2 separate regions of the Homo sapiens genome follow, and region 2 is linked to region 1. A link is a contact called in ENCODE Hi-C or POLR2A ChIA-PET data. All regions are on one chromosome and are shown on one strand. The core of a region is the stretch at or near the end of the contact, and the rest is flanking DNA. Distances in the headings are between cores, read along the strand shown.

Region 1 (4,717 bases), core at 1,827-4,326:
GCTCTACCAGTTGTGCTCACTGCATCAACCTCCCATGCACTGGACTCTGAGAGCCTTCATCTTGTCTAGAAATGGAAGCACCTGGGGCCTTTCATATCAGGGTGAAGAGGAAAGGAGCCTGTGAGGGGAAGCGAGTGCTGAGTCCTTACTCTTCCTGGGGGTCCCAGAAAGTAACTGATGGGAAGCTGCCTCTCACTTAGGGTGGGGGAGCAGGCTTAACAGGTGGGTTGTTGAACCCACTGCTTCTACAGCAGAGCTTGGATTGCCAACAGAAAGAACTCAAACACTTTATTTTAAGGTCATAAGAGAAATAAAAGTCACAATACGTTTAAGTCAAATCAGAATTAACACCGTTTTGCTCACATATAAATTATTCAAACCTTTTGCTCCCATTAGGAAAGATCTCTGGCCTGGTTCTTTTTCAGGGCTGAGGTGGCACCTTTTCATTCGCTCAGCTGGCAGAGCAAAGCTGATCCCTTGGCAATCCAGTAGTCTTTGGACCGCTTGGAGGGTAACAGGACGGTTACCACAAAATTGGTTGAATGTCCTAATTAAGGATATAGGAAAAAAAGGTTGTTACTTAAGAGAATAACTTCCTCATACAAAGAGAGAGGCTACAAAGAGTCAAGACATCTGGGTTCCAGGCCTGACTTGCCCCTAAAGATGCTGGACAAATAGTCCTTTATGGGTCTGTTTTATGCTCTATAAAATGAAGATTTTAGAACAAATAATTCTTTAGGACTTGTCCAGCTTAGACTTCATAGAATTTTTTTTTTCGAGACAGGGTCTCACTCTATCACCCAGGCTGGAAGTGTAGTGGCGTGATCTCAGCTTGCTGCAACCTCTGCCCTCCTGGGTTCAAGTGATTCTCCTACCTCAGCCTCTTGAGTAGCTGGGACTATAGGTGCGTACCACCATGCCTGGCTAATTTTTGTATTTTTAGTAGAGGCGGGGTTTCACCAGTTGGCTAGGCTGGTCTCAAACTCTTGGCCTCAAATGATCCGCTTGCCTTGGCCTCCCAAAGTGCTGGGATTACAGGCATGAGCCACTGCACCCAGCCTAATAATTTCTTAATAACCAGGATTCAAATGAGTTTCATATCTTGCAACAGTGATGTGTCTCTTAAATCTTTCAATTGGTAGGTTTCCCTCTGCTTCTTTTGCCGCCCCCTTGTAATATATTTGTTGAAACAACCAGACTGTTTGTCCTGTTAAGTTTCCCAGAATCTGGATTTTATGACAGCACTGCTGTGGTGATTTTAAATATATTCCTCTCTTCCTGTAAGGGGTGGTTAGATCTAGAGGCGTGACTACATTCAGGTTTGAGGTTTTTTTTCCCTTTTTTTTTTTTTTTTTTTTTTTTTTTTTGAGATAGGGTCTCATTCTTTTGCCCAGGCTGGAGTGCAGTGGTTTGATTATGGCTAACTGCAGACTTGAACTGGACTCAAGCGATCCTCCTGCCTCAGTCTCCCAAGCGGCTGGGACTACAGGCGTGTGCACCACACCTTGCTAATTTTTGTATTTTTTGTAGAGACGGGGTCTCGTCATCTTGCCCAGGCTGGCAGGTTTGAGTTTTATGGCAAGAATAATTCTTAGGTAGTAGGTACTTCTATCAGGAAGCACATTATGTCTGATTGTCTTTCTTTTTTGGGATATTAGTGGCCATTGATGACTACTACATAGGACTACCCCTCTTTTAAATAGCTGAAAAAGAGTTTCTTTTGATCCTTGTACAAGATGGGGTTTCTGTCACAGTTTCAGATAATGTTAGTTTGTTGGTCCCCTCTCCTTACTGATTTGTAAGAATTCTTTATGCCAGGCTTCTATAGTTTGGATGTTTGATCCCTCCAAATCTCATGTTGAAATTTGATCCCCAATGTTGGAGATGGGGCTTAATGGAAGGTGTTTGGCTGATGGGGGTCAGATCCCTGATGAGTAGATTAATACTCCTTGGAATGGGGGGTGAGCTGTCACTTTATTAGTTCTTGCGAGAGCTGCTTGTTAAAGAGTCTGGCGCCTCCCTCCCATCTTGCCTACTTCCTCTCTTGCCATGGGACCTCTAAACACCAGCTCCCTTTTGTCTTCTGCTATGAGTGGAAGCATCCTGAGGCTCTCACCAGAAGCAGATGCTGGCACCAGCCTGCAGAACCATGAGCCAAATAAACTTTTCTTTAAAGTTACTCAGCCTCAGGTATTCCTTTATAGCAACACAAACACAAACAAAGACAGTTGGATTTTTTTTTTTTAATTGAGATGGGGGTTTCACTATGTTGCCCAGGCTGGTGTTGAACTCTTGGGCTCAAGTGATCCTCCCACCTTAGCCTCCTGAGTAGCTGGGACTACAGACACATGATACCACACCTGGCTAGACAGCTGGATTGTTTTCAAAATAGAAGGTCAGTGATGATTAATTTAGCGCCTCTGTATGTTCAAAACTGTCTTTATTCACTTCCCTTTTGAAAGATGGTTTGGTTGTGTTTTGAATTCTGGTTCAAAGGTATTTTCCCTCAACCCTTTGAAGGTGATTCTCCATTATCTTTTTATATGCACGGTGGATAATGGGAGTTGACTGATATCAATCTGATTCTCATTCTCTGGGATTTCAGTTCCAGCATATATTATACATTGTCTCTTCTCTTTGGTTATTTTGAGCATTTTTTTTTTTTGGTCTCTGACAGTCTTAAGTATCACTTTGGTATATCTAGGTTTCTTTGAAGATTTGATTACTTGTAGGTTGCTAAAAATCATTCCTTCCACTTTGTGAGACCTCACAATCTAATGATTCAAGTGTTTCTTTAGTTTTGGGAAATTACCAGCCATTATTTTTTCAAACATTCTCTCTCCTCCATTCTTTATTTTCTCCTTTCAGGTTACCTAGAAAACAAGAAAAATGTTGCAATTTCTGGCTCCTTCCACAGGGTCACTTCTTTCCCCTCTCACTGTGCTGTATTCAAGGCGATTTTCCCAGTTCATTCTCTCTTCTCATTCTTCAGCTGTCCCTTGGTGTATCTGTTGAGGTGGCTTTCTTTCTGTCTGGTTTCTTTTTTCAGGGCTGTATCTCAGTTTCAGATGCACTCAGAGTTTTGCATCAGGGCTGTCCATTTATTCATTTGTTTATTTACTTATTTATGATGGAGTTTTCGCTCTTGTTACCTAGGCTGGAGTGCAGTGGCCCAATGTTGGCTCACTGCAACCTCCGCCTCCCAGGTTCAAGTGATTCTCCTGCCTCAGCCTCCCAAGTAGTTGGGAATACTGGCACCCGCCACCATGCCTGGCTAATTTTTTGTATTTAGTAGAGACAGGGTTTCACTATGTTGGTCAGGCTAGTCTTGAACTCCTGACCTCAGGTGATTCATCTGCTTCGGTCTCCCAAAGTGCTGGGATTAAAGGGGTGAGCCACCTTTCCCGGCCTATTCATTTATTTTAAAATTTCTTTTATGATGAGTAAAAATGGATTTAGTGAGAAAAAAGAGATTTTCGTGTCTATTCAGGCCGCCATTTTGAAAGTGGAAGTCTCTACTTGTTAAACTCTATTTTCTACTCCTTGGATTCTAATAGAAGCAAGAATTAATTCTATAATATTAATCTATACTCAGAACAAATAGAATTTATAATTACATTTACGAATTTTGTATGTTATAGGTGGCTTCATTTTAAGTCTAGTTTATTGGCCCAAGGGAGATCTTGAGCCAATCACAGCTTAGTGTTTGGACTTTGATTGAAGATTGCATTTGGTCATTATTTGAACTAATCTTAAGAACATCCTCACCTGTGGTTGAGAGTGTTCCTGCCCGGGCTCCTGTTTTATAAAGTGGGCAGTGGTAAAGTGTTGGGCTTGGCTTATAGTTTTGTTGTGGTTCAAAATGCACCACAGGCAGCACTGGATTCATCTGTCCGGGCAATGCATCTTCTATCACCATCTCCTTATCATCCCATCGAGAAGCATCCATGAACATCCCATGAACAAGAACACCATCCTCAGGAGAGGGCAACTGAAAGATACCCACAAGTCTCAAAGTGAGATGGGGGAAAAGGGATCAGCAGGTGTGAGCCACTTCCTATGTCCCACATCCTCACCAGGTAATTCTAAAAAACACTCTATACATTGCTGTTATTATTCACATTTTAGAGAGGTCAATCCTGAGGCTCTGAGAGGCAAAAAAATGTAATAATAATGTGATGACTTTTCCCCTTTTCATGGGAGGTGGAGGAGTACTGAGATCATCGTCTGTTATTCTTAGCAAGGTTTTTCAAGGATTTGGATGCCCTCCTAGAAGACAGATTATATATCTGCAATAATATTTGCAGAGTGCCCATGGACAATTCCTTTTTGTTCTTTCTCTCTTTTTTAAAAATTATGCTTACTTTTAAATGTTTGTATTAAATAAGAAAGAGGGAGAGGGAGAGACCCTGCCCATCAGATTCCTGTGATGTGATTGGATGTCTCCACCGGTGCACACTTTTTTTTTTTTTTTTCCAATTGTGGGCATCTGAGTCATCCTTCCTCAAACCCTGAGTGGATTTGGCCATTTCTGGCCCGAGGTCTTTGGATAATTGGAGCCTCACGTCTGCAGGCAGAGGACTAAGCTGTTTGGATAATATGTAGTGCATTTTATAGTGAATAAAAGGATGGTAAACTAAATTCTTTTTAGCTGGTCTTTGCTTTTTGGTGTCCTAACCTTTCTGTTTCTTGGGTGCAGCAGGATGGGACTTCCTGT
Region 2 (5,336 bases), core at 2,044-4,543, 75 kb after region 1:
CTAATCAAAAAGTAAAGAATTTAAAATGTAATCAGAAAATAGCAGCAAACCACTTACAAAAAACAAAAACAAAACAAAATATTAGGAAGGTTAAAAATAAAAGGATGCATAGAGATACTTAAGCAAATGTGAGCAAAAAGAAGATTGAAGTGATAAGGGTAATATTAACTAGAATTCAAAGCAAACATAATTAAATGGGACAAAGTAGGTTCTTATATTAATAAAAATAACAAATCCATAATAAAAACATAATAAAATGAACCCAGGTGAGCCAGAAAATAGCATAAAAATATGTCAAATAATAACTGTTAGAGGTAGAAGAAAAAGCAAGAAAAAAATAAAATCAGTCTATGATAAATGAAGTAAACTGAAAATTCTAGCATATGTAATTCAAACACTATAAATAATAGCTGAATACGTTGACATATTTACATTATGCCCTAATAAACGATACATCATCCCCTGCTCCCTGGCTATAGAATATTTATAAGAAATGGATTTGTATCTTGTATGAAAGTTAGGATCACAGTTAGTTCTTACAATGGTTATAACATGTACTAAGAATTCGCACTGACATTTCTGTAGGTACAGAATGCATATGGTATAAGCCTTTCAGAAAGCCAAAATAACTAGTGTGTTCTCCAGTAAGGAAACAGGTTTCTTGGGTTGGCCGTTAGGCACAATTGTTGGCTTGCATTTCAGGCTAGAAAGCAACTTTCTCTAGCTTGTCTGCAGGGGCTCTCCTCTGGGGGCTTAATCATAGCAATCAGAAAGCTAGTGACACAAAAATTTAGTGACACTTCTGACCATGGCCTTGGGGTAGTGTTCATCTTTGCAAGATTTATAATTTATATATGGAATATAGACAATTACAAGGTATGAGACGACAAAGCATACCATGTCACAATACTCTTTAGTTAAAGGTGTCTGCATTATTCTGAAGACCAGGTAGCAGAACCATGTATTGCAAAAGGACTCCTTTTCCAGTGAGGTTCTCATTATTTATTGTGTAATCATTAGGACTCCAGGAAATGATGGGAGAAAATAATGTATAAAATATGCATTAGAAGATGGTATCTAATAATGCATTATTTATTTATTCATTTGGAGACAGATTCTTGCTCTGTTGCCCAGGCAAGAGTGCAGTGGCGTGTTCTCGGCTCACTGCAACCTTTGCCTCCCAGGTTCAAGCAATTCTCCAGCCTCAGCCTCCTGAATAGCTGGGACTACAGGTGCACACCACCACACCAGGCTAATTTTTTGTATTTTAGTAGAGATGGGATTTCACCATGTTGGCCAGGCTGGTCTCCAACTCCTGAGCTCAGGCAATCCACTCGCCTCAGCCTCCAAAAGTGCTAGGATTACAGGCATGAGCCACCACACCTAGCTTAATAATGTATATTTTAAATAACTCCCAATAGGACACGAAGCACTTAGAAATCAAGAAAGACAAAAGATTAAGGCAATTAGGAAGTTTCTGAAGGTAAGATTGACAATGGAATTAGACATCACTTGTAAATATCTAAAGCTCACTTTTAGAATACCAGCCACCTATCAAACTATGTACAAACCTTCATAAGTCTGTAGCATTTCTGGAACAAACCTTGAAATCTAACACATAAAAACAGGAAAGTTTTTTTAAATTGTTGCAATTTTAGTCTCAAAGATATGGATAACACATGGTGCTTTCTATGAAAAAATTATGAGTTGTCCCTATAATTACTTTGCTTTTCAACCTCCACACCTTCCCTCTTCCTTTGCCTCTGTGTAGATGAGGCTCCATCTAGCCCTTTCTGCTTTGGGTCTGTCCCTAACTGTCCATCTCTGGGTTTCTTCTATGAGTATTTTTCTTTTTGTGTTCTATCTCTACCTCTAGCTGTCTCATTTAACTGGTGCATAACATAGAAACAATTTTTACTAGTGGGGGACAAAAGACTAGGGGGGAATGCACTTTTCAATAAGTTAATGCATTTATTGAACAGCTTTTTCTCCCCCTAGTCTTCATTTAGAAATCCAATAAATCTATTAGGATCTTAGAAATTCTGGTTAATGTAGACTTTAAACCACCACACTTAATGGGTTTACTTAGTTAAATAAATATTCATATTAGAAGTATAAGAGTAATTACCAAAAAATAAAAATAGAATTTCAAATCAGTAGAGGGGAAAATAAAGAGTGTGGATGATGCAACTGAAGAAGAAAGGAAGGAGAGGAGAAATAAAGGATATAAAGAAAGGAAGAAGGAAGAAGAAAGAAGAAAAAAGGAAGCAAAGAAAAAGCTGGCAGAAAAATATGCCCAAAATAAAGATGACCAATGTAAGTCCAAACAGATCAGAGTTTCTTAACTTTACTAATATTGACATTTTGGATGCTGTAGTTATTTGTTGTGGAGGGTTGTTCTGAGCACTGTAGGATGTGTAGTAGCATCTCTGGTCTCTACCCACCAGACGCCAGTAGCACCACCCCAGTTGTGGCAAACAAAAATGTCTCTAGACATTGTCAAATGGAAATCTTCCTCAGTCAAGAAGAACTTAAATAAATCAATAGCCATAATAAATATAATCAAATTAAAATTTGTCTGTTAAAAGAAAGACTTTCATGTTCCTCAAAACAACAACAAAATCCTACTAAGATACACCAAAAACATAATGATGACACACAAAAAATGGAAAGTAAAGAGTGCAGAAATATATAGAGTGGGAGTACTAAGAGAGGCTTGCTGTAATAATATTAATATTAGAAGATGTATTTTGAGGTTTTAGGTCAGGATGGCTGACTAGATGCAGGTATTGCGTGCTGCCTCCATGGAGAAGAGCCAGAATAGTAAGCAGATACTCACAGTTCAAACAGGTAATCTAGGAGAGAATGCTTGGATTCATTAGAGAAGAGACATGAAGTACCAGAAGTAAGTAAGGAGAGGGTTCAAGTTAGCTTGCGCAGCCAGGAACTGACTGGGCTGGGAGATGGTCCTGGATGCAGGGAAACAGTAAGAGGGAAATCCCTGGAGCTCCAAAACAGGGTTTTAAGATCTTGGCTACAGGAGAAACCCTTGACCCACTAGGGCCTTGTGCCTGACATATGGAACTGCCTAAAGATTGTACAGAGACATTTCTCTAGAAAGGGAACCCACACACAATCCCACAGGAATCCGAGCCTGGTGCAGCCTCAGCTGGGTGCCATTTTGAGAACCCAGATCCTGGGGATTTACAGACACAGCTGCAGCCACTGTGCTGCTCCAGGGAGGGAGAGGGGAGAACGGGCACACTCATGCACCCCCTAGAGGGTACTTGCTGCCCTGCTATGAGCTGCTGTTGAGACTGAGATATGAGTTGACCACACTTCTCACAGCTTCCTGCTTATGCTGCTTGCCTGAATGGTGCCCCACCCTCTTTAGCCCCAGGCCCAAGGTGCCCTTTTGAGAGTTTAATGCTGGGCTGAGCTCCATGCTTTGTTTAGTTTGGGCTGATGTGGCTGTAGCCTCTGCTTGGCTAAGGAAGAACAGGGAGACCAGGTCATCCTACTCATACCTAGGACAATACTCACAGCTCTGTAGCAGGCTGCTGTGAGACAGATGTGAATGAACCACACTCCCCACAGCTTCTTGATCATGCTGCCTGCCTGGGCAGTGATCCGCCCTCCCTGTTTTCAGGCCCAAGGCACCATTTTGAGAATGTAGTGCTGAGCTGTGCCTCATCCTTGGCCTGAGTTTGGGCTGATGTGACTGCTGCTGCCACCCAGCCAAGCAGGGAAAGGGGACCAAGGCTCTCCTATATATACCTAGGACAATGTCCAATGCCTTGCTACGAGCTGCTATGAGACTGAGACTTGAGTGGACCACACTCCTCACAGCTTCTCGTCCATGCTGCTCGCCTGAGAGGGGCTCCCCACTCTCTAGGTGCAAGCCCATGGCTGACACCATTTTGAGAGGTTAGAGCCATTGTTTGGTAACCTGGCAGCGGTGGCCACAGCAAGCATTTTGGTCTTAGGTGAGATTAAAGTGCTTGTTCTGGAAGGGGAGAAGGGTCCCCACAGGCAGAATTGAGCAGTGAGTGTGGAGAGTGCCCCAGTAGTAGGTGGTGGAATTACGCTCTCTCCCATCACAAGACTGGAGTGGGAGGAGAGTTGCTGAAGCTGAGGTTTTTCCCAGAGGGCAAGACTTTCAGTCAGAGACAGCTTTGCAACCTAGAACTGGTCTGCATGGGTCATAACGGGGTGTCCCAGCCTGTTTCCTTGGTCAGTTGGGGAACAGTGCCCCACCAGCTCTGAGGCGTGGGAGGGAGGCAGACTCCACTCCCCTGGAGATCTAACCCTTGCTGCAGACTGTCCCTAAAGGAGGGGAGAGTGCAGCCCACCAAAGACCCCCTTGGATAAAAGAAAACATGGGTGCAGTGCCAGCCACTGAAGGTGGTACCACCAAAGCCTGGGAATGGACATGGAGAGGGGGTCACACTTGCTCCGCCACCCTTCTTCTCAGTGCCCTGTCATGGATTTGGAAGTGACTCTTCACTTTGGAGTCTGGGGAATGCGGGTTGAAAGAGTCTGTGTCTCAAGCTTCTCCAGCAGCTCTGCCCTACTGAGGGTGAATGTGCTCTGCAGAGGTGCTTTTTGTACTTCTCTAGTGCTTCCACCCCTGCTTGTACCCATCAGTTCTTACTCTTAAGCACCATCTACTAGACTGCATCCTGAATTACGCCACCAAATAAAATTACATTGCTACAACAAACAACCTCTGAGAAAGTCACTGCATGAACCTACTTGCAACCAAGGAACCTGTACAGAGAGTTGGCACTCTGAAAGCACCTAGAAATGAAGCCAATTAATCATACACAATATACATCACAGTCATACCCCCAAGGGAAAAACGAATAAACAAGAAGCCCCAACCAAGTGATACCAAATTAAAAAAAAAAAAAAGAGAAGTATCAGCTCTCTCAGATGAGGAGTAACCAGTGCAGAACCCCAGCAATACAAAAAGACAGAGTGTTTCATCACCTCCAAAGGATCCCACTAGCTCCCAAGCAATGGATCCTAACCAGAATGAAATGTCTGAAATGACAGATATAGAATTCAGAATATGATGCAAAGAAACTCAATGAGATCCAGGAGAAAGTTGAAATCCCACACAAAGAAGCCAGAAAAATGATCCAAGATATGAAAGACAACATAGCTATATTAAGAACAGAACAGAAGATATGAAAGACAACATAGCTATATTAAGAACAAAACCAACAGAAGTCCTGGAATTGAAAAATTCGCATCAGGAAATTCAAAATACAAATGGAAGCCTTAACAACAGACTAGACCAGGCAAAAGAAAGACTTTCAGAACTTGAAGAC

The links. Hi-C counts contacts between places; a loop is a spot of excess contacts on that map. ChIA-PET counts read pairs that join two places held with the same protein, here RNA polymerase II (POLR2A). Pooled maps may share reads with other maps.
Region 2: a pooled map shows a loop between it and region 1 (2.7-fold over the local background). The contact joins two enhancer-like sites. A Hi-C loop is called at or near these places in 4 of 50 pooled maps. POLR2A ChIA-PET finds 5 or more read pairs at or near these places in 2 of 52 experiments (MCF 10A and activated T-cell).

Annotation. Positions count from the first base shown.
Region 1 is chr2:84,815,135-84,819,851 of GRCh38, reverse strand. DNAH6 (dynein axonemal heavy chain 6) reads right to left here. Exons shown (of 77, transcript NM_001370.2): 76 at 3,769-3,991; 77 at 263-547. The coding sequence ends at 444. Among named protein-coding and RNA genes, the nearest start is that of TRABD2A, 64 kb to the left of the region's middle. RefSeq lists a silencer at 2,252-2,401 and an enhancer at 2,552-2,601. Within about 2 kb of position 3,076, at least 2 of the 41 ENCODE cell types and tissues checked have a DNase peak (open chromatin) inside an H3K27ac peak, as active enhancers do.
Region 2 is chr2:84,739,593-84,744,928 of GRCh38, reverse strand. All of the region lies in intron 62 of DNAH6 (dynein axonemal heavy chain 6), which reads right to left. Among named protein-coding and RNA genes, the nearest start is that of TRABD2A, 140 kb to the left of the region's middle. RefSeq lists an enhancer at 3,367-3,416. Within about 2 kb of position 3,293, at least 2 of the 41 ENCODE cell types and tissues checked have a DNase peak (open chromatin) inside an H3K27ac peak, as active enhancers do.